3 separate regions of the Mus musculus genome follow, and all the other regions are linked to region 2. A link is a loop called in an ENCODE intact Hi-C map of the cell type or tissue named here. Cell type or tissue: heart. All regions are shown on one strand.

Region 1 (8,000 bases), 230 kb before region 2:
GAGTCCCTAATAAAATTACGTTTCCTTATCTTCAGACAGTAACGCTGACGAAAATCAAACCACCTACTTGAATGGCTTTACTGTAATCAAACACCCCATCCACAGATCCGGAAGGGACATCATCAACGTGATAAATTCTGTTAGAAAGAGCAAACCACAAGCGTGAAGAAAGGGAGGGTTATATTGCTTCATGATCTCTACAACTAAGGACTGAACGACTACAGTGAACATTCTTATCTAACAGGAAAACCCTGATTTTTTTTTTTTAAAGAGTTCTTGATATGGCTGAATCTCACAAAAGGAGAAACTACCCAGCGAAGATTTAGAGCTATATAAGTCATCTGTTCAACAAAGCCATCCCCACTGTGAACAACCAAGCTATGCAGTCCCAATAAAATCCATTAAGCTGTGAGATTTTTGCCTGACTGCTGATCAAGAGTAACTGTCCGTTTATTAATTTATTTGCTTGCTTGTTTGCTTGCTTGCTTGCTTATAGTCTCTCTCTAAGTAGCCTTGGTATGTCTCAAACTCAGAATCCTCCAGCCTTATCCTCCTGTCCACTACAACTTCAGGATTGTGAAGTAATAACTTCATACAGAACTTCCTGTTGTTTACCAAACACATTTACACATCTTCATGTTGAAGCTTACTTCAGGAGTCCCTTTGTCCTCATGTGTCTGAATGGCAGAGTCCTCTTTATGCCCACTTACCAGAACCACTCCAATGTAGACTCCTGGAATCCAAGTCTTTGGAAAGAAGCCACATGCCCAGTTCACCTCTCCCTAAAGCCCTCCTCCATGCCTGTGTGTAAGGACAAGCATCTCCATGCCTGTGTGTAAGGGCAAGCATCTCCATGCCTGTGTGTAAGGGCAAGCATCTCCATGCCTGTGTGTAAGGGCAAGCATCTCTATGCCTGTGTGTAAGGGCAAGCATCTCCATGCCTGTGTGTAAGGGCAAGCATCTCCATGCCTGTGTGTAAGGGCAAGCATCTCCATGCCTGTGTGTAAGGGCAAGCACCTCCATGCCTGTGTGTAAGGACAAGCATCTCCATGCCTGTGTGTAAGGGCAAGCATCTCTATGCCTGTGTGTAAGGGCAAGCATCTCCATGCCTGTGTGTAAGGGCAAGCATCTCTATGCCTGTGTGTAAGGACAAGCATCTACTTCTGATTGATGCTAGGGTCACCTCCTAGAAAGACCCCGATACAACTAACCTATGGGAATGAGGCTTCAGTAAGATACTCATTTTTTAACTGAATGACAGTAATTTCAGTGTACCACTACTATGTGGAGTAGGTCACACAGCTATTTCCTAACCAAATAAATCCTCACAGATTTCCAGTCTTTATCAATATCAAAAAAAAAATCTGTTTTGTTTACACCATGCCAACTTTCTTTTACTTTGATAAATTTAAATAGATCCTTTTAAAAGATATTCAAATTAAACAAAAGTACTTCTATTATGAGCCTGTTGTGGTGGCACACGCCTTTAATCCCAGCACTCAGGAGGCAGAGGCAGGCGGATTTCTGAGTTCGAGGCCAGCCTGGTCTACAGAGTGAGTTCCAGGACAGCCAGGGCTATACAGAGAAACCCTGAAACCCTGTCTCAGAAAACCAAAAAAAAAAAAAAAAAAAAAAAAAAAAAAAAGGACTTCTATTAATCAAGGCAATGTATATTTCTCAAGAATGGCAATAGATAATTAACTATGTCTGGATCCAATACGGTATAGTTGCTTATTAAATATATATCAAAAAACATACCTTTCTCTTCCTTCTTTTCGAGACCGTGTGATCTGATTAATTTCCAGTGCTGTGAGCTTCTTTGCCACACGATATTGCCAGGTATAAAATGCTTCTTTTGAAGCTGCTATCACATGGGTTTTGGTCATTGCAACAAATAATGGTACTATTAAAAGGAACAGAAAGACAGCTAAGCTATAGTTACACAGAAACAACTTCACACCACTGAGCCCAACTCCTCATTTTAGAAATAATAAACCCAGTCTTGAAATATGCACAGACAGTCTCTCAAATCAGGCAAGAATCTAAAGTTACTAGGATCACACAAAAAATATTAAGTAAAATGGATCTGCGATGTACAAGGATCAAGAGCTAAAACCCCAGGCCTTTTTAAAGAGTCCTTACGAGTATAGGGGTCAGTGGAAGCGCATTTGCTCCGCGTGGGAGAAGTCACTCAATCCTCAGTGTCACGGAAAGAAAGAGGAGCAGCCTTTTAAGTAGTCTATTACTTTATGTGCATGAGTGTTTTTCCTGCATATGTGTCTATGTGAAGGTGTTAGATCCTCTCGAGTTAGAACCACATAATTGCTGGGAATTGAACCCAGGTCCTCTGAAAGAGCAGCCAACACTCTTAACCACGGAGCCATCTCTCCAGCCCCAGAAGTAAATCTTTGTGAGTCAGGGTTAGGCAACAGTTGATGCCTTAGGCATGACACCAAAAATGATGTAACAAAAATAAAGAAATTGAATCTTATAAGGAATTAATGGTTATAAACATACATATAAGACTGTCCAAAAAAATATTTAACAAAAGAAAAACTTTTAAGAAGGCAAAGAATCTAAGTGAACACTTCTCCAATAAGACACACAAATACTCATGAAAACATAACCAGCATCATTAGCCACCAAAACCTGGTGTGTCACATGATCCTCACTGAACATGGAAGCTACAACTGGCGTGTCACATGATCCTCACTGAACATGGAAGCTACCTGGCATGTCACATGATCCTCACTAGCATAGCTAGAATTTTAAAAAGTAAGGCAAGAATTGATCAGGGCATAGAGAAAAAAATGAAAATGTAAAATACTCTAAAAGAACCTTCCAAAGTTTCTCAAAATGTTGACTACAGAGTTACACATTACCTAGCAATTCTGCTCCACGGTGTATGTCTAAGAGAAGCAAACACACACACACAAATTTACAGTCAGGTGCTCAAAACAGTGTTCCACATAGACCCAACATGTGGAAACAACTCAGATATCCACCAGCTGTTGAACCCAATCTCTTTCTCCCCTCCTCAGTACCAATTACAGCCAGATCTAAACATTTATCTTTTTGTTCTTGCTCTCATTTGTACTGCATTTCCACTTCACTTAGCAAACGAGAAGACACAGCCCAAGTGTCATGCTGCTAGGCAGACATGTCACTGACCACCTCTTGGGTATGCTTTTGTGAAGCAAAGCGCCTCAGCAACTCCAACAGTGGATTAAAAGATGGGAGACTAAACAGTAAAATAATCACCTAAACTCATAGAATAATACTAAGATAAAGTTAAATATGCAAACAAAATATATGAAAGCAAAGCAGCTCTCTGTAAGGGGCATTACTCTCTTTTCTGAGCTCATGAATAATCAAACACTGTGAACTGTTTCTGCTTATACTGCAAAGCAATGAGGCCAGTGTTGGACGTTTGTCACACAACTAGCCAGGGGCATGTTTTGGCAGCAGGACACTTAGAAACTGAACAGTAGACGCTCCCCCTGGCAGCGTACTATTAACTGAGTAGATTGACAACTCAGGAACTCAAACTCAATAAAGTTGTGTCGGATTTTTTTTTTTTTTTTTTTTTTTTTTTAATTTCAGGCTTTCAAAGTTTTTCTGTTCAAAGCAAATCATATACTATTAGTGACCTCTAGAGGGAGCACGAAGCTTTCATTGCCTTGCACAAAATCAAAGCCTGGTGAAATGGCAGCCAAACCTCCAGAGGGTGCTAAAGCCAGCCAGGTTGTCTTCTCACTGACTTTACTAAATCTAATAAATATTTAGTAAATTCACCATGAATATTTCAATTCTGGTAATTGCACTCTAATTGGTTTGAGGTTCACCAACCTTTACTGCTTCCTGGTAAAATATGACATTTCCAAAGCATATTTCTCAACCAGTGTTTAATTACAATTATGAGTTACATTCATGTCCTTTTATTCTTTTTTTTCCATACAATTTATTCTGATCACACTTTCCACTCCCCCATGTTCTTTATTCTTAATACTTCATGAATATGAGAATTTATTGCTATCCTGATTAATTCAAAATTAAAATGTTACTGGTTCAAAAGACAAGTCGGGCTTCTTGGATTCAAATTGCAAACACTTCATAATTATGATGTTAACAATTATGTTTCTCTCTCTGAACCTCAGTTTACCTGCCAATTGAAAATAACAATATCAGCTCTATAGAACTGTTTTAAGGATTAAAAGAGAAAATAAAGGATAACACGGTACATGCTTAGTAATTTTAAATGCTTAATAATTTTAAATACATGCAAGCACTCTTGTAAACACATTATATGCATTAACTCACAGCCACTGTATAAGGCGGACAGTGCTATCATTAGTTATCAGTTTAAAAAAAACTACCTGGTTATGAAGCAATTATAACTTATCTATGTTATACAGCTAGACAGTGGGCAAGTGGGACTTAAACTCAGGTCCTCTACGGCTCTTGAATCTGTGCTCAGAATCGCTGAAGTAGAATGGCCCTCAATAAACATCAGGACCCATTAGGCATGGTAGGTATCACTGTTTTTATTTTCATTTTCTATATGAATTTTTATAATGTAAAATACTCAGAATAAATATAAATATATATCAGAAAATACTTTCAATTAATGTACTAGCACTCTCGATAAATTCAAATGGGAACATAATGCCATCGTATAAATTCTGATAGACTTTCATTAAAAGATGAATTAAAGTCCAACTAAATGTATAAGTAAATGAAGATGAGGTCGCCAATCACAGTTTGATAGGAGGGCTCTATTGGTAAAGGTAATACACAGTTTGAGCACAGGACATGAAGAAGCCCATTGGTAATGACCAGGAAGCCTCTTTGCTCCTACAAGCTTTCACAGGACTAGAAGGTGCTGCTGTACCTTGTAGTTGCTGCTGAGGGAGAGGCATGGACAGCCTCACCCAGCTGTGAACCCGTGAGCTACACTAATGATTGGCATGTACCCATGATGTAACAGCGACACAGATGGTAGCAGGCTAACAAACTGCTGCTTGATCCACAGAGGAGCACTGGTACTAAAAATCTGGTTAGGAAGTCTGCAAACCTAGGGATAGACCTAATGTTATTATGCTACTAAATGGACATAACAACAAATTGTCCTCTGAATTCATACCCATAGAGCACTTCTCTTCATACTCATAAACTATGACAGCGCTCCATCGTTGGTTTCTCTGTGCAGTGAACAGAAATTCGCAACTAATCAAAATACAGAGAATAAGTGTTCATGGAGTCCTCAGCCACAAGAGATCATCAATTCAATCCCACACACCAGCCTTAGATGTGATCTCCATATAGTCCCGCCCCAAAGCTCAGGGACCATCAGAGAAGAGGTCAGAAAAGGACCAAAGTAAAACAGTGTCCTCTGGACATGGCAGGCCCGCTGCAGGCATGGCCTCACAGCAGCTGTGCTTGCCTAAGACCTGCTCAAGACCAAGCCAATCAACACTGTAGTGTGGGAGGGGGCGGGGCCCAGGACTCTGCATTCCTAAGGAATGATTGATGGTCGATGGCTTCTGTAGGAAGGAGAGTCAGGTATCTTAGTATGGTAGGTGAGCTACTCTACAGTGGACACCTTCACACCCAAGAGTATATGGACAGTACAAGTTGAACTCAGTAGGTTATTAAAACAAAACAGAAGGATAAAGTTGGAAGTGAGAAGTAGAAGTCATTGGGGCAAGGTGGGAGGTTAAACATGATCAAAATATTAATTAAAGTAGCATATTGAAAATGAAGGTAAACTTTGTTAAAGATTTATTTCTTTTTATGTATATGGGTATTTTGCCTGCATGTATGACTGTGCACCACGTACATACCTGGTGCACCTTGAGGCCAAAAAAGGACATCTGATCCCCTGGAACTGAATTAGACCCAAGTTCTCTAGAAGAGCATCCCATGTTCTTAACTGCTAAGCCATCTCTCCAGCCCCAAAGGAACATTTTAGGAGATAGAACTCCAAGTTTAGCAAGAGGCTCAGCCTCAATAAATTAAAGTAGAATGAGATTGAGGAAGACCTCCAACTTCAACTTCAGACCTCAACGTACATACACACGTGTGTGCCGACACATGTGAACATGCATATGCACAAACACACATACAACATACACATGCAACAAGTTTCAAACTAGGCAGAAAGATTAGTGCGGAGAGAATGTAAGAAACAATGCCTCCCTCAAATGAGCCTTAGCACTAATAGGCAGTCGTTAACAGCCAAGCCCAGATGTAAAATCATTTAAAACAATTTAGGAATTCACATTTAGGAAAAACCTGCTTGTAATATTTTAATGCTGAGGGCTGAATAAATTCCTGCATCCATAATGGTTTCCCTGCTTTGCCACTTATTCATTTCTTAGCACTTTAAAGAGCTGGAAAACTGGAATGCTGTCATCAAATTAGCCTTCTCAGAAATACATGGAAACCATCACTAGAAACCCACCAAAATGACTGCTGCACAGGCAGGCTGGTACTCTCGGGTACTCTGTGCCTTGTTCCCTCTCTCAGTGCTATCCTCTCCTTACATGCCACCTAAGGACATACTTAGAGGGATTTCCTTTGTTCTCAATTTTTGAGACAGCTATGTATTCCTAGCTGTCCTGGAACTCATCTGTAGACCAACCTGGACTCAAACTCAGAGAGTTCCACCTGCCTCTGCCTTCTGAGTGCTGGAATCAAAGGTGTGGGCCACCACTGCCTGGCACATTTCTTTTTAACTGCCTACTTATTTCTTTTTCTTTTTTAAGATTTATTTATTTTATGTATATGAGTACACTGTTGCTGTCTTCAGACCCACCAGAAGAGGGCATCGGATCCCATTTCAGATGGTTGTGAGCCACCATGTGGTTGCTGGGAATTGAACTCAGGACCTCTGGAAAAGCAGTCAGTGCTCTTAACCACTAAGTCATCTCTCCAGCCCCCAGCCCTGTATAGTTATTTCTTATAAGACATACTTATACACGCACATCCATTTATCCCAGTCACCAGCATGATACCTGGGGCACATGGCACTCAGCACAGAAGCAGTAAAGTGTTGCTCAACTGATTAACTAAACTTGATTTATTTATACATCCCATGAGGAATATCATAATCTCTTTATTTTCCCTAAGGACTGTTATAGTGTCTGAAATTATATATTTTTGATTTGCTAAAGAATCACTTTCAATTTAGATGACATGACATAAACACTGTCTATGCACTCAAGAAACATTTGTCGGGGCCAAGCACACTGTTGGGGATGGGGGACATGAAAGTCAGCTAGACATAGATCTTTAAGAAGTTAGACAATCACAGTCAGGAAAGTAGTAGTCACAGGCAGGGTGAGAAGGACTTAGGAGGAAGTATACTAAATCGATTATGGGGTTGGTGAGGTCACTCAGCGGTGAAGCACCTGGGCTGCACTTCCTTAGTTCAGTTCCCAGCCAACCACACTGTGGCTCACAACTGTCATAAAGGGATGTGATGTCCTGGCTCCACAGAAGAGCACCTAAAGAGGCCACAGAATGCCTCCTGCTGAGTACAGAATCCGTACTCTGTATAATGTAAAGTTTCTGTAGGTTTTTACAGAAACTGTCAAGCAGAAAGATAAAGAGCAAAAGCCCAAATCAGACATTCCAGATTAGCATCTCTCCTACAACTGGTGCTTTTGTTAGTTTCCCGACTCCATGAAAACTTCATGGGGATCTTAAAAGAGAACTGTCTGGGATATATATGAAACACAATGTTGAGTCTTCGTATCTGTTTGCTGTGGGCCAATGGATGAACTGTTGGTTAAAATTTCATCCAAGGAAACTAAACGTCAAAAAGTTTAAGACTCAAAAATACAAGTATTTATCATTTAACGAAGAGGAAGGATTTATGTTTAATTTTGTTTTAAAAAAATGGTCTACCTGGCATAAAAATTACTTTGAGTTTAACCCCAGGATATAGCAAATGACTCTACATTAAGACTTTTGGTGTTGAGAGAAAAAAACAACAA
Region 2 (8,000 bases):
ACGCACACACACTGCAGCAGCCTCAACAGAGATTCCCGAGGGACATCAGACCCACACAGCCGGAGAGCTACGCAAAGGTGAGACCTTCGTGTTTATAAGAATTATAACCAACCTGATTTGTTTTTCAGTCTGATAAAGAAAATAAACTAGAATTAAACAGAGAAGCTCCAGGCTTGGGCACACCAGTGTCACTCTGCCTGCCAAAGACTGAGAAGGAAAAGAGAAGCTCCGAATTCAAACTGCCAGTCACTGGGACACAGTCTTCTTCAGAGCCACCAAAAACCAGGAGACTGCTTGACCTGGCGCCACTTGAGGAGGCCCAGCATCATGAGGGACTAAATACACCTAGCAGTGTATTGTTGAAGATAACAGAAAGGAAATAAGGGTTTCAGAATCCTGCTCAAAGTAAGACTGCTTTGTAAAAGTTGAGCACTTTTGGTGGCCTACACCTTTAGGCCCAGCACTGAAAGTTAGAAGTAGGTGGATTTCTTTGAGTTTGAGGCCAGCCTGGTCTACATATTGAGTTCCAGGGCAGCCAGGACTATACAGAGAAACCTTGTCTTAAAACAAAACAAAACAACAACAACAACAACAACAAAAAACAACCAAGGATACTTTATAAGGAGGCAATTTTGAGCTGACTGAAAAAAAAAAAGTCTGGCTACCATTATACATTCTCAAAGGACTTCAGGAATCCAAAATTTTGCTGCAGCAAGGGGGAGGGGAGATCTAGAAAGTACTGCCAAAAAAAAAAAAAAAAAAAAAGGAAAAACATCAATCTTTCCCATCATTCTTTCCAGTCCCTTCTCCCTACCAATGTGTGTTAATGAGGTTTTATTGTGGCCCATCAAGAGCCACAGGTAGGTTACAACCAACTCCACCCTCCCTGGAGAGCTGAAGCCAGCAGTGACATCATGCAAGCACAGGCCTCCCCCACTCCCTCCCATTCTGCCAGACCTGGGGAAAGTGTCTCTACTAGTCCAAATGATTACAGTAAGGGAGAGGAAAGAAAGGGAACAAATAGCAAGTCACTATTCCAGAGCAAATAACCATTTCTCCTATTCTATATAGGAGAAACAGAAGACCACAGGACACTGAGGGACAAACCTGCTTCAGTCTCTGGGGAGTAGTTGCTAGCAGCCTCTGATCCCAGCAGCTCCCCCCCCCTTCCCCATTCAAAGGCAGGCACCCAAAAGCACTCCCTATCTCTCTGGTCCCCAGGGCTGTCTGACCTGCTTCCCACAGGAGCTTAGGGAGCCCTGAGAAAGGGACCAGCTCTCTGGCAATTTGTGGATATGTGCTCTCATTTTAAGTAAATCCCAGCTGCCTTCATTTTTCAGGAAAAGGGGAAGCTCTGAATATGTCCTCACTCTTATGCACCCACTTTTAAACAAATGTGGGGTTTTTTTTTGTTTGTTTGTTTGTTTTCTGTTAGAGAGAAAATAAACCAAACTTAAAAAAAAAAAGTAAAACGAACACTCTTGCCTCCAAGTGGGAGTCTGATCCTAAAGCTCAGACAGTGACCTGGGGGCTCAGCTCATCTTCTTCCTCCAGGAAGCCTTCCATTGAGATAATTCTACTTCCTAGACCTGTTTCCCTAGAGGGTTCAACCTCCCAGGCCAGCACACAGGAAGTTCCGGAAAACGCCACCTCTAGTTGTCTACTCAGCATTATTAATGGGTGCTTGAGGGGCTTAGGTCACAGGAATATCTGCCTCTCTAAAGACACCAGGGAAGAGAACACCACCTCTCCAGATCCTGGCTGGAAAGAAATTCAGTACTGCATCTGTACTGCCCCAGTGAGGCCTCACGTTGGGCCTAGAGAACAGAGCCGGAGGTAATGCCAGGCGGGCCGGGGAGGCATGCTAAGTAGCTCCACTTTCTTCTCCACAGTGGTAACTATGATTCCAGGCATAATCTGAGTCCCACAAAAACCACAACCCTCAAACAATTTCTTGAACCTTAAAGCCAGGAGTGCACAGGAGACTCAGTTCGGAATTCATAGCCCTCCCAGAGAACCCTGATTTGGCGCCCCCACACAACCCCAACTCATGGGCAATACAATTATGGAGGCCCTCTCTTGGGCTCCAGAGTGATGGAGAGCACCAGCCACCTGGGAAGGAGCGAAGGCAATGCCATTAACAGTGACTGGGGACGTGTCCGTGTGCCACTTTATTTGTACACGACCTTGGTATCTACCAGCGCTCAACTCTCCTTCCCTGTGCACGTGTCTGCCTTTGCCAGGACTATCGAAGTTAAGCAGACCAGATGTGGCGGTGGGAGACTGCCACTTCCGGGAGGGATAAAGCCTGAGGCTCCGCACCTCGCCTCTGCCTTCCAGGGGTTGGGCAAAGCCGCCAGTGGAAAGGACACCCGGGACTTCACAGCGGGTGCGGGGGCTAGGGGCGTGGACACCCGGAGGGCAGCGCTGACACCTGGCGGCGACCCAGGACCCGGCCCACGTCAAGGACCAGCGCTGCGGGGCGGTTCCCAGGGAAGGGTTACAGGGGCCGAGAACAAAGCGCCCCCGTTGGGGAAGGCGGGCTAGCGGACGGCGGCTGGGGCGGGAGAGCACTTTCTGGGGTACCCTCGACCAAGCTCTTTGTCGGCCAAGCCGCTGATTAGAGAGACCGACCCCCACCAAAGGTGGATGGCTGCATCCTACCCAGAAGCTTTCCCCCACCAGTCGCCAGCTCCACGTTCGTCCCTCTTTCCCCGCGGCCCTACTGGGCGGGCCAAGGGACCCGCCTTCCCTACGCGCGGCTTCAGCACAAAGCCGAGTCGGGGGAGGGGAAGAGCCGTACCGGGGTCCACTCGCGGGGAGGGTCCCCCGCGCGGGCCATGCGGAGGAGGCCCTCCGGGGGCAGCACAACTTCAGCGACCCCAAAGTTGGGTTCTTAGGGTCTTCAGCGTTCTGAAGCCAACTTCCCGGAACCTCCCGCTGCCAGCTCGGCCCGGCTCACCTGGGGCAGCCAGAGAAAAACCGAAGGTCCCTGAGCCACCCTCTTGTGTCCCACAAACAGCCTTAATCCCGTCCCTCCCGCCACCCCGAACGTCAGCTTCCCCCTGTTCCCGCGCCGGCTCTGCTGTGCCCAAACTTGCCCCGGTGCAAAGGGCCGAGCGCCCGGACTCCGCGGCGCTGGGGGTGCAGCCTGCAGTCTGGTTTGAATTAGGGTCTATGGAAAAGGCGTTGTGGCCATGGCCACTGCATCCCTCCGGGACACTGGCGGAGGCCAGGCCGCTGAGATGGCCAGCAAGACAGCAACGGGAGAGAGCAACTCCAAGCGGCGCCTAAGGCCGGCGGAGCGCCTAAGGCCGGCGGACTCAGACCCATGTGGAGTCGTTTTACTTAATTGGGAGCGGGGAACCAATGGAGGTTCCACTCTGCAGGACGCCCGGACCACGAGCTGGGATAGCCTCCTGGCATCCACGGACCGTAGAGGAATTGGGACAGGAGTCCTCATTAAAGGGCTCACCATCCCAGGATCCGCCAGGCAGCGCGGGAAGAAGTCCCCGCTCCCCTCCCCCTCCACGTGCTGCCGCCTGCATGGCATCGGCGAGTGGCGAGTCCCGGCTTCCCGCCGCCTCCCAGCCCTGCCCCGGGCCACACTCACCGGGAGGGCAGGCTGCAGGCGCAGCGCCAGCGCGCAGAGCCAGAGCCAGAGCGCCGCGCGTCTCATGCTGCCCAGACCGGCGGCGGGAGCTCGGTGGGCTTCGTGGATCCGAGTTGCCGGTTGCACGGAGCTCCGGGCCGGCTCTGCTGATTGCTCTGCGCTTTGCTGTCCCAGGCTCCTGCCCAGCTCGCTGCTCTCTCGAGCGAGGGCTGTAGGTTTCGCCGGCTGGAGTCAGCTCCCGACTGCCAGGTCCCTTCCTCTGCGTTAGGCTCTGTCTCCTCTGGCCCGCACCTCTCCCGCGGAGCTCCGCCTTATAATAAACCCAAAGGCTCTGCAGTTGCAAAACTAGCCGCCCACCCCCAGCTCCGCGGGCCTGGGTAGTCCCAATCTCCACCCCTCGGGCCCCGCCCCCTGGGTTGCCCCGCCCCTTGGAGCGCCCCACCCCCCAGGGATCCAGCCACACCCCCTTCCACGCCTCCTAGGATCGAAGCCCACCCCACTCTTCAGCTCTTGCAGGTCTGAGTCCCACCTTCCTCCCCTGAGCACTGGTGAGTGCCGGCAATCTGTAATTCCCGCGTCGCACCTTCCTTGATGCGTAGCTGACGGAGACCCAGGTGCACTCGCTACTATGTCCTGGTCCGGAGTCCGGAGGCACTGCCCTGGAGAAGGGCGATTGTTAGTTCTCTACGTGCGAGGCTGCAGCGCCCTCTGGGCGAGGACACCCAGGGGTCCTCCAGGTGAGCAAGATTTTGGGGGCAACCTCGGAGCCCCACAGCGATGAGGCTATATATAAACCGAGGGATCGATGTATGGTTCCCACCTCCCCACGGGCTGAGGATAGGGGACCCCTGAGGTCTTGGTCCTTTACTTAATTGCTGGGAACTCCAGACCTTTAAAGACCTTTAAAGACATGAGCACTGTCTGGAAGAGCTGGCTTTGTTATTGTTTTTATTATTATTATTATTATTATTATTATTATTATTTTCTTTTTTGCTGTCTTTCTATTTATAGAAAGCCCCTTCTCTTCCTTGTCCAAGACCAAAGGAAAAAATAAATGGCCTCTTTGTTTCCAGGTGACCGCAGGCCTAACCAGCTGCGGAGCTCCAGTTGAATTCCTGTTCCTTCATGATTCTCTATGGGGCCTGGACCTCACAGTTTCCAACGTCCTTCAGACGTGTCAGTCCAAAAAGGAGCCCAGAGAGCCTACAGGCGAGGCAGATAGCAGCGAGAGCAAGGAGGAAGAACCAGCCCTGTCTTGCCCTCAATCTGTAGATGGTGCCAAAGGCCCTTTGCACCTGCAAGGCAGGGGCCATAGATGGCATCCATCCTTGTTCCTCAGCCCCACATCAGCTGGCCTGGACTGAGAAGCTAGATCTGAGGCTCAGCGTCTCGGGAAGTCCCCAGTGTAGACTCTACACTGTGGAACCAGCCTTCTGGGAATTCAACAGCCTCCTTTACACACACCACACCTCCAGCAGTAGCCCAACAACCAGCACCCAGTTGTGTTTGAACACTTTTGTCCTCAGGAAACTCTCCCTTTTGGCGTCTCAGCTGCCCTAGGTCTAACTATGGGCTACATACAGATCCTGCCCAGTTCTTGCCTAGATCCTTGAGGGTCTTGGTAAAGAATACCCAATAGCAAGGCTCAGGAAGGCTTAGGACCTAAAAAGCAGGTGCCTCCTAACACAGTGGCTTTGGGATCTGAAGTCAGCTCTTCAGTCCTTTGAGCCTGATATTTGGAGGAAAATAGGACACTTTGGTATTTTACCTTCCTGTCCTCTCAAAATGGGGGCGGGAGGGGGGGGGGGAGACGGGAACAGGAAGGGACTGATGAGGCTGTTTCATGTTTTAAACATGACCAGCTTGATCTTTCCTTCCAACTGCATAAGTTTAGCCCAGATCAATGAGACAGTAAAGAGGCAACGAAGACGACTCCTATAGGGAGACCCCAAGAAAGGCACATAAAGAAAGGAGGCTATGGTCCTGTTGACCTCAGAGCCCAGGCACCCTACATGGCTTGTGATTCCTCCCTGTCCTCAATATGCAAGAGGTTGGAGAGATGGCTCAGGGGTTAAGAGCACTGACTATTCTTCCAGAGGATCAGGGTTCAATTCCCAGCACCTGTATGGCGACTTACAGCTGTCTATAACTCCAGTACCAGAGGATACAACATCCTCACACGGACATACATGTAAGTGAAGTACCAATTTACATAAAATAAAATAGAATACTAATTCTAAGAAAGAGAGAGAGAGAGAGAGAGAGAGAGAGAGAGAGAGAGAGCCTTTGTTCCAGCACCCCTTACATCTAAGCTGATGGAGAGTAGGTAGGGAGCTTAGCGTCTGACTGCAGGTCTGCATGCAATTGACATCTGAGCTGGAGCAGACTGTCTGCATAGGTTGACAGTGTCTGTCAAGCTGAAAATGCATTAGCCCTCTCACCCAGGATGACTTCTCCAGGCCATTTGACTTCCCTAATAGGCATGCCGAATGCCTGTCACTGAAGGAAAACCAAAGTAGCTATGAATGGTCCCACATTTGAATTCCATGCAGTATTTCTGAAATGAAGCTAGTTAACTCCTAATATGGAAAGCTTTTTCAAAACCTACTTTGAGTAGATTGTTGGGCTGCACACTTTTAATCCCAGCTCTCGAGAGGCAGAGAGACAGGCAAATCTCTAAATTTGAGGCCAACCTGGTCTACAGAGCTAGTTCCTGGACAGCTAGAGCTACACAGGAAACCCTGTCTTCAAAAACCTAAAAAACGGGGCTGGAGAGATGGCTCAGCAGTTAAGAGCACTGACTGCTCTTCCAAAGGTCTGGAGTTCAATTCCCAGCAACCACATGGTGGCTCACAACCATCCATAACGAGATCTGGCGCCCTCTTCTGGAGTGTCTGAAGACAGCTACAGTGTACTTACATATAATAAATAAGAAAATCTTAAAAAAACAAAAAACAAAACAAAACAAAAAAAAAAACTAAAAAACGAGGGCTAGAGAGATGGCTCAGTGGTTAAGAATAATGACTGCTCTTCCAGAGGACCCAGGTTCAAGTCCCAGCACCCACAACAATGGTAGCTCACAACAGTCTGTAACTTCAGTTTCTGACACTTTTACACATACATGCAGGCAAAACACCAATGGACATAAGATAAAAATAAATTTAAGGGGCTGGTGAGATGGCTCAGTGGGTAAGAGCACCCGACTGCTCTTCCGAAGGTCCAGAGTTCGAATCCCAGCAACCACATGGTGGCTCACAACCATCCGTAACAAGATCTGACTCCCTCTTCTGGTGTGTCTGAAGACAGCTACAGTGTACTTACATATAATAATAAAATAAATAAAAAAAAAATAAAATAAATTTAAAAAGAAGAAAAAAAAACAAAAAACTTATTTTGAGATGAAATATGTATCTCAAGTGAAAAATGTCTAACATATATACTACATAGAGTGATATATATACATACATCTATTAATGTTCAAAATGTTCTTTTAAAATGTTTGTAATAACCAAGCAAAGTGTCACATGCCTTTAGTCTCAGCACTTGGGAGGCAGTGGTAGGTAGATCTCTATAAGTCCCTGGCTAGCCTGGTCTACATAGTGAGTTCCCAAATAGTTGGAGCTACATAGTGAGACCCTGTCTTTAAAAGCCAAAATCCAAAACAAGCAAATAAGCAAACAAAAAGTATACATTAAAGAAGACCTGGGGGAGAAGGAGGGAATAGGAACCACAGACGAGAGCTTTTGTGTTAACGCTGTGTCTTTAGAGCATTTAAAATGAAAATAGCTATTTATATTACTGGTTTCATTTTTCTTGGGTTTGGGTAGGGTTTTTCTTTGTAGGCCAGGCTGTCTTAAACTCACAGCAATCCCCCCCCCATTGGTCTGTCAAGTGCTGGGATTACAATGTGCTTATTTTTTTTTCTTTTTTGTGACCCATGTACCCCAGGCTAGCCTATACTATGTAGCTAATGACCTTGGACTCCCCATCATCCTCAGCTTCCCAGGTGCTGACACCACAGGTGGGACATGCAGTGTGGGAGAGCACATCCAGGGCTTCACACTAGGCAAGTGGAGCCTTTGGGTTGCTTTTAGCCTCAATCAATAAACTTCCCTCAAGCCTGAAGAACAGGCCCGTTACCATTTGTCAGGACTTGCGTTGGAGCCACTGGCCTTTACCCACTGGGCCATCATGCTCAAACCTTTCTATTTTTTAATTTATTTTACTTTTCATTTATGAAATGAAATATTATAAATTATGGTAGTTAATTTCTCATGTCAACTCCACTGGGTTAAAGGTACTAAGAGAGCAAATAAAGTATTATTTGCAGGTGTGAGGGTGGGTCCTAAAGAGCTAGCTAAGCATCTGAGTCAGAAGACAGAGGAAA
Region 3 (8,000 bases), 94 kb before region 2:
TACTTCTCCGGCGGGCCAGCTCCACTGCAGGGGATGGGCATAAGGGAGCAGGCTCTGTTGTTATTAGCACAACTGGGGTGGTAAAGCAAACAAACAAAACCCCAAATCAATAGCACTCAAGGACCTCTGCCTTGAATAACAGTCCTCCCTTTGATACTTCACACTTCTTAAGCTCCAGTATAAAGAATGTGTTCAGCTTGTTTATCAGGAGATAACGCTAAGCCCAGTGTTCCTATCACTGAGTTAGTTTCACAGTAGGGAAATAGCACATCCAGATGTTACACATGATTGCTCTGTTCTCTTGTAACAGGAACCAAGAATCCTGTGGAGTCCCTTGAGCCATTTATGCTAGCTCAGTGGTTCTCATCCTTCCTAATGCTGTGGCCCTTTAATACAGTTCCTCATGTTTTGGTGACCCCAACCATGAAATTATTTCATTGCTACTTCCTAGCTATAATGATACTGTTACAAGTCGGAATGTAAATATCTGATATGCGACCCCCACAGATTGAAAACCACTGGGCTGCAGCGATGAATTTGGAGCTCCCAAATAGAACCTTCCTTGGAAGACCGGGTAGGCCAAGGGTGTTGTTTGTTGTTGTTGTTGTTGTTGTTGTCTGTACTCCTTGAAGGTGACTTTGAGCTGGAGAATGATGCAGGGGGCTGGCTGGCTGCCCAGCTCCACCTCTGTGAGTTGACCAAGCCGCTGAAGGTTAGGCTCTGGTGTCCTTGACACTTCCCAGCAGGATTCTGATGCTAAGGCCTGCGTTTCAGTAGGAAAAGGTCATGCCCTTCAACCTGCCTCAGGGAGAAGTGAATCAAGCGAGCAGCTTTACCTGCCTGCCCAGGCAAGTCTGGGTTTCCCCTATTTTCCCTGCCTTATTATGCGGGATCCCTCTGTTGCAACCTTTATGCTTCATCCTTAGCAACCGACACCTTTTGGGATGCTTGGACACCACCTCCTAGCTGTGACTCTATCTCGGCTGGCTCAAGGATATTGGTTTAGTTACTTTCAGTGGGGAAGAGAGACTGATTTCAACTCACTGTTCAAGAACAAACCATCCATCATGGCAGAGAAGACTGGGTGCTGGAACTAGCTCTTAGCTGTGATGGCAGGAACATGAGGGTACTTTCTCACATCTCCATGGATCAGGAATTGGACAGCTTTGGATCAGAACTGAGACTGGGCCATAAGAGGTCCAGCTCTCAGCAGCCGACTCCCTCCAGCTAGGACCTGACACCTAAAGTTTCCACAGCTGTAACAGACAGCACTACCAGCTGGGGACCAATTGGTCAAATACATGAGCCTGTGGGACTTTCAGATTCAAACCATGTCAGATACCTTTCCCACAACCCTCCAGAGTACAGTGTCTTTGTCCAGTGCAGGCTCTTGTCACTGAAATGTTCCTACACGATGCTTCTCACACTATGGGCCCAGGGACTTCTAGAAAAAAGACTTTGCTCTTCTCCTTAATGTATTCCTGTGAATCCATCAGTCATTTATGGATTCCTACCCATTACATGCCAAGGGCCTGTTAGAGGCAGAAAGCTTTCCCTGGAGTTGTGTGTGGTCCAGTAGAGCAGACAGGCATAGAAACAGACAGTTATGACACAAATGGATAGCGGTATGTGCTCTGTATTGTGAGGGCTCAGAGAAGCACTAAGTCTGTCTTGGGCAGGGGTGAGCATAGTAAGGATGGGAGTAATGGAACGGAAGTCACCTCATGTCATCACAGCCAGAGTCTACAACAACTGCTTCATTCACTCAGGTATTTGTTCTCATTATTCTGAAGTGCTTTAAAAGAGTGTCAAATTCCAAAGGTCTACTTCATGCGCCTCCCCAGAGGAACACCCTATCTTACTTACTATCTTAACAAATTTGTACACATACATGCACACATACACACAGGCACACACTCTCTTACATGAGTGGTCACACAATAGTCATCCCTTTTCTCATTTGACACCTTGAAGCTCATTCCAAATCACGAGGAACATTCCAGTCAACTGCATAGTATTAGCATAGAAATGCTCTGGTCAGCCAGTTGCCTATAGTGCTGGATACTGATTTTTAAATTGCTTACTATTACAAATATTATATCATAAATAATCATGTATATGAATTATTTTTCATGTATACATAGACACAGAAATGTTGGATTAAGGACAGATTCATATTAGTTTTATCTACCTGGTATCTAACACCTAACTCTTAAAAACATATGATAGAGCTTTATCAAGTTTTCCTTCTAATCTACAATTAGCATAGCCCTTTGCTGTGGCCAGAAAACCCAGGCAGCCTCGAGGAGCTAGAGGAGGAGGCAGCAAAAAAAAAAAAAAGAGGAAGAGGAGGATAACACTTCATTTCATGCTTGATCTTTGACAAAATAACTAATTTCCCCTTTTCTCTTTTAACTATGTTTAATATTTATAAAAATTCAAAATTATTTAATATAACTAGCATATTTTGCATAACCTTAATTAACATTTTTAATTGCTATGATGAAACACTATGGCCAAAAATAATTTGGGAAGGAAAGGGTTTATTTCATCTTAGAGTCCCTCATCACAAACCATCTCTGAAGGAAGTCAGGGCAGGAACTCAAGTCTGGAACCTGCAGGCAGGAGCTGATACAGAGACCATGGAGGGTGCTGCTTACTGACTGGCTTGTTTCTCATGGCTTACTCAGCCTGCCTCATTAGACACCGCAGGACTACCTGTCCTAGGGTGGCACTGCTCACGATGGGCCAGGCCCTCCCCACCCATCATTCACTAATCCACAGGCTTGTGGACAGACAATCTTATGGAGGCATTCTTCTCCATTAGGAATTTCCTCTTCTCACACATATTAAACTGACAAAACCCAACCAGCATAGTATGTAAATATATCCATCTTAAATATGTAAACATATAGGATAATATTGTACAATGAATAAATAGTATAAATCTTCTTACATTTTATACAACACAGAATTGATTTAAATTTATTTAGGTTTATGTGTTATATGCATTTAAATGTGAATACATAACTTGGCAAGGTGGCATACTGTGTGAGGATTACGCACAGCTATGTTGAGACTACAGAGGGCAGAGTATGTCTGAGAGGACACTCACAGAGGGAAGGGAGCCTGAAGGTGGAAAGCAAGAAGCCTAGGTTGGGTCCCGTTATCCGAATCCTGAGTGCGGCTTGCCCACAGTTCAGCACAGAGTGTCTCAGGGGCAGGATCCCACGTAAACCATATTTGCTTCAGTCTGCTGGAGTAGGATGGGCTCTCTTGCTCCTTGCCTTTCACAGAATCTCAACCGACGAGGTGCACAGCTGGTGAGGTGCAGAGCCAAGAATCATACTCCGGCTCCAGAACCTTAGCATTTGAGAGATTCTTGTCAAGAGGCAGGAGGATCTCTGTGAGTTCGAGGCCAGCATGGTCTACAGAGCGAGCACCAGAACAGCCAGGGCTACACAGAGAGACCCTGTCTCAAGAAAACAAAACAAAACACACCAACAAAAAATGGAAAGAAAGGAATGGGTGTCTGTTGATGTGCTTAGAAAGGCTGATTGCGATGCCAGGCAGAACAAAAGAGATGGTGTGTGGCTGGGAGAACCAGGTATCTGAAGAGGGGTGAGCAGAGCAGGTTCTGAGTGAGCAAGAGAGAACTCCAGGGGATCCCACATGGCAAAGTGGAGGGGAGAGCAGGGTGCTGCACACCCCAGACGCTAAGACTTGAACTATCGTCATCTTTCAGCACAACTGACTAGAGCATCCCTTGAGCATCCCTTGGCTGCACATCTCTGGTCAGGATTCTGACCTCTGACCTATCTCTGGATCCTTGGCATGGGCACCCTAAAGGGAGCTGTCATTGGAAGCCCTGGCGTCAGAAGAATCCCCTAGGGTCATGCTTTGGGTTCTGCGGCTTCCAGAGGTTAGCATCCTTCCCAAGATCGTGAGAAAGGAGATGGATAAGGCAAAGGTCTTAAGTATGTTAGAACACTTTCAGGTAGGGCAGGGTGTGTGTGTGTGTGTGTGTGTGTGTGTGTGTGTGTGTGGTCATGTGGCTGAGCACACAGGAGGCCAATTATTCCAAGCTGAGCCCTTGGGAACCTTCCCAGAATTTATTGTCTATACTAAGTCATTCTCTTATCTTGGGTGGCCCTTTGGGGCCTTTAACCCCACTGCTGGGTGAGGCAGGAAAGGAGAGGAATTTGCCCTTTTGTGCGTCTCAGGTCTCCAGGCCCTACTTTCCCAGGCTCTGTCCCTGCCCCTGAACCACCCCTCCCTTGTCATTTCTCTTATCCTGTCTTCCCCAGCAGGCCCCTGAACCAGGAACCTTCAGCCTTAGGCCAATGTTTATGATTTAGGATGGCCTGTAATCCCTGCAACCTGCCTGGCTTGTGTCACACATCCCACTCACTCAAGCTAGGCTCCAAGTACCTCAGCCCCTTCTTGGAAGCCCCACAGCTGCTATACTGTTTTTATGATTGCTGCAACCAACCACCCATATCCTTGTGTCACAGCTCAAAATCAGTGACTCACATTTCTGGAGGTCAGACATTTCAAAATGGGTCCGTATGGGTAAAACCAGGATGCCAGAAGGGTTACAATCCTGCCCACTTCTGCTTTTTCCAAGGTTTAAACAGCTCCGTGGTGAGCTGATTCTGGCCCCTCCCTTCCTCTCAGAACCCAAGAGCAGCATCCTCACATCTCCTGTGTTCTGACCTCTGCACATTCCCTTTTGCCTCTTTCTGATCCTCCTGCTCACCTCACGGAGGATCCTTGTGATTTCTCTGGGCCACTAGACAACCTAGAATGATTCACCAGCTCAGGGTCCTTAACTTAATCATATTAGTGAGGCCCACTGGACCTCTGCTGACAGGACAATTACCCCTCTAGAGATTTCCAGTTCCTGCTGGTTGTTCCGTTCTATGCGCACGCTTCAGATAGGCTGTGGAACCACTGGGAAGAAGACAGACGTGACCCAATGTAAGTTGAGTTGGAGGTTCCCGAGTGACAGGGAAGTGGCGTTTGAGAAGACTGGGTAGGAGAGAAACCCCCTCACTTCAGGATGCTGGGACTGAAGAGGAGGGATACTTGAGGCTTCCAGTTAAAAGGGTAGCTTAGCACACACTAATCCCTTTCCTGACATCTCATTGCAGTGACAACGGTGACCTTTAAAAGATCATAAACCATGAGAATGAGGGAAACGTGGGGGAGAGGGGCAAAGGAGAGGAGGAGATGATGGAGAGGAAGAAGAGGAAGAGGAGGAGGAGGAAGAAGACTGAGCTAGGGAGGGGATTTAGAATGGGTGCAATCTGAATTCTATCCTGTTGTGGTCAGAATCCCTGTAGCAGGGTAAAGAAGGGAGTTCAAATGAGAGATACAGTTACAGAGGCTGAAATGCCTCTCAGTGGAAAAGCACCTCCCTGTCCAATGAAAGGCCCTGGGCTCTAGCCCTAGCACAAGGGAGGAAAAGGGCGAGAAGGAGACAGTTAAAGAGAAAGAAGAGAGGAAGAGGAAGAGGGAGAAGAGGAAGAGGGGGAAGAGAAAAAGAGGAGAGAGAGGAGGAAGAGGAAGATGGGGAAGAGAAAGGGGAGGAAGAGGCAAAGGAGGAGGAAGAGCAGGAAGCTCTTTTGTTCCTAGATCCCTTCTGCTTCCCCTCTCTGGGGTGTTAAGCTCAGCTGAGGGGTGAACACTGAATGCCCTAGACACAGAGTGAAAAATCTGGCCAGCTTGGGAGGAAACCTTCAGTCCTCATTCTGGGAATTCACTGAAAGACTTGCCCAGGTCCCTCCCCAGTGCAGTCTGTGTTTGGCAAACCCTACCTTAGCCTGGCATAATATAACAATCAACATGCTAAGAACAAAAGCCAAACACCCTTGTCAACTAAAAACCCTGGCAGATGAAACAGCGGTGCTAGGAGATAAGGTTCAGGCGATCTAGTAATTAGGACAAACTAACCAAAAGATGGAAAGTAGGGGAGATTTAAAAATAGGATTAGGGGTGTCATTCAATGTTTGCCTAGCATGCAAGAAGCCCTGGGGTCCATCCTTACACATCACAAGTCAGGCTTATGGTGTAAACCTGGAATCCCAGACATGGAAAGTAGAAGTGGGAGGAGGGTCTGAAGTTCAAGGTCATCCTCAGGGAGGGAGCGAGTTTGCAGCTGGTCTGGGCTTCTTAGACCCTATGTAGAGGGCATGGGTGAAGGGAGGTGATAGGTGAAGGAAGGAAGGGAAGAGAGAGGGAAGGACAGGGGAAGAAAAAAGGAGGGAGAAAGGAGGTAGAAGGGGAAAAGGAGGGGAGGGAAGAGGGAAAAAGAAATATTTAAACTATAAGAGCATCAATCCAGGCAATTTAATGCTAAAATAACAGAAATTGCAGAAGAAAAGACCATTGGCAGGAGTTGAAAATAGCCCCATGCCACAGAAGCTGCAAGCGCAGAGAAGGTGATCTTTCCAATCTCCTGCCAAGCACACAGAAGGGGATCTTTAGACAAAGACTTCTGCAAGCAAGGCTGAAGTGATGGCTCAGCAGTTAAGAGTTCTGGCCACTGTTCCAGAGGACCAGAGTTCGATTCTCAGGAGCCACGTGGTGTCTCACAAAAGTTCAAGGGTATCCAGCACCCCTTTCTGGCCTCCTTAGGCACCAGGCACACCCATGGTGCCCTGACATACATGCAGGCAAAACCCTCATACACATAAATCAAAATAAGTGAGAGGATTTTCTTTTAAGCTTAAAGGAAAAGATGGTTTGCTGTCACCAATTCTCTCGCTTTATTGCTCCCAAACTTCTGCTCTGTGGGATGGTCTCCACCTTGTCATGGTGTTCTTTAGGGAGCAAAAGATCTCAGGGCACCTGATATGTGGTGTAGTATAAGGCCAGGAGGGAGAGAAGAAACTTCAACCGGCAGCAGAATATTGGAAGCAGAAGACAGACAAACAGCCCTAACCATCCCCAAACCACCCTGAGGCACATTTAGTGTCTTCATTTCCTGTGTAACAGAGACTCGCTTTCTGTACCATTTAAATTAATTACCATATGATCCATTATCACCTGAGACACAGAAGGCACCCAAACTAAAACATGGGTCACCCATGGAACAAATGAGGTGCTGAGTGTGGGCGTGGTCCATAAACGCAGGAGCAGCTGGAAGGACCGTTAGAGAAGAAGTCTTGCTTTATGCTCCCCAACGCTGGGGATAGAACCCAGTGTTGCACAGCAGTCAGGTAAGCACTTTTGCCCCCAGGCTACATCCCCAGAGTTCCCAGCCTTTCTAAAACCTGTTGCTAGGGCCGGGCTTCCTTTTGCCATCTCTTTCTACCCAGTGAGTTTTTCTGAGTGACAGACTTCTGCAAAAAAGGAAGGTAGACCACAACTCAATCCACTCTAGATGAGTGGTCAAGGTCATTAGGAAGCTCAGAGTCCTTGGGAGGCCCAAGATTGACTTGGAGGTTAGGAAGCCAAGAATTCTGCAGCCACAGGCTAGGAGCTGCACTATCACTGTTCCACTATGTGGCTAGACCAGAATTCTGCTACTGTTACACTGAAGGGTCAGAGGCCTTCATACCGCACTATCTAAAGAAAACCCTTGCGTTCTTCTTCATCAACATTGAGACAGTACTGTCTTGTCCCCATGGTCTTCCCTAAGGAGGCTGTGGGGCATGTCTGGCTTCTGCCATGACTGAGAAGGGATTGACTATGTGGGAAATTCTCTAGCATGAGGATTTTGTGCAAAACAAGAGAAGGGGAGCGGGAGGGGGAGGATGAGAGGAGAGAGGGGGAGGGAGGCACAAAGAAGAACTTAAGAAAAGCAAGCATGTAGAAGCCAGATTGACCATAGACTCTCAATCTGACTAGAGCCACAGTCTGTCCGGAGACTCTGACCCCATGGCCCCCAGAGCGTTCTGCTGGTACTTAGGTCCACAACCCTGTCTACTCCTCACAACAGAAGCCAGCCCTGAACCTGCTGCCCCTACTCTACTAGCTAAGCCTTCGGAGTTCTG

Evidence for each region. Peaks named below come from ENCODE experiments on the same cell type or tissue, not always from the same donor. Only the 100,000 strongest peaks of a DNase experiment are listed, where the experiment ranks them.
Region 1: a loop joins it to region 2, with 2.7 times the contacts of the local background. A loop is called at or near these places in 32 of 42 quality-filtered maps.
Region 3: it touches region 2 in a loop (2.1-fold over the local background); 6 of 42 quality-filtered maps call a loop at or near these places.

The regions. Positions count from the first base shown.
Region 1 is chr12:8,997,900-9,005,899 of GRCm38, reverse strand. It overlaps Wdr35 (WD repeat domain 35), which reads right to left. Exons shown (of 27, transcript NM_001159527.1): 12 at 1,759-1,903; 13 at 68-137. Among named protein-coding and RNA genes, the nearest start is that of Wdr35, 28 kb to the right of the region's middle. In heart, CTCF peaks have their summits at 3,479, 3,692 and 6,809 (motif pointing right); no DNase peak of the experiment used is centred here.
Region 2 is chr12:8,767,315-8,775,314 of GRCm38, reverse strand. Sdc1 (syndecan 1) reads right to left here and starts at 3,919. Exons shown (of 5, transcript NM_011519.2): 1 at 3,614-3,919. The coding sequence starts at 3,679. It overlaps Gm4755 (a long non-coding RNA gene), which reads left to right and starts at 4,044. Exons shown (of 3, transcript XR_381238.4): 1 at 4,044-4,350; 2 at 4,687-5,804. In heart, CTCF peaks have their summits at 4,316 and 6,506 (motif pointing left); DNase peaks (open chromatin) are centred at 2,544, 2,684 and 4,044; H3K4me3 peaks cover 3,044 bases; H3K27ac peaks cover 2,736 bases; H3K27me3 peaks cover 194 bases.
Region 3 is chr12:8,861,628-8,869,627 of GRCm38, reverse strand. No RefSeq gene overlaps it. Among named protein-coding and RNA genes, the nearest start is that of Gm33483, 14 kb to the left of the region's middle. In heart, no CTCF peak of the experiment used is centred here; a DNase peak (open chromatin) is centred at 4,597; H3K27ac peaks cover 610 bases.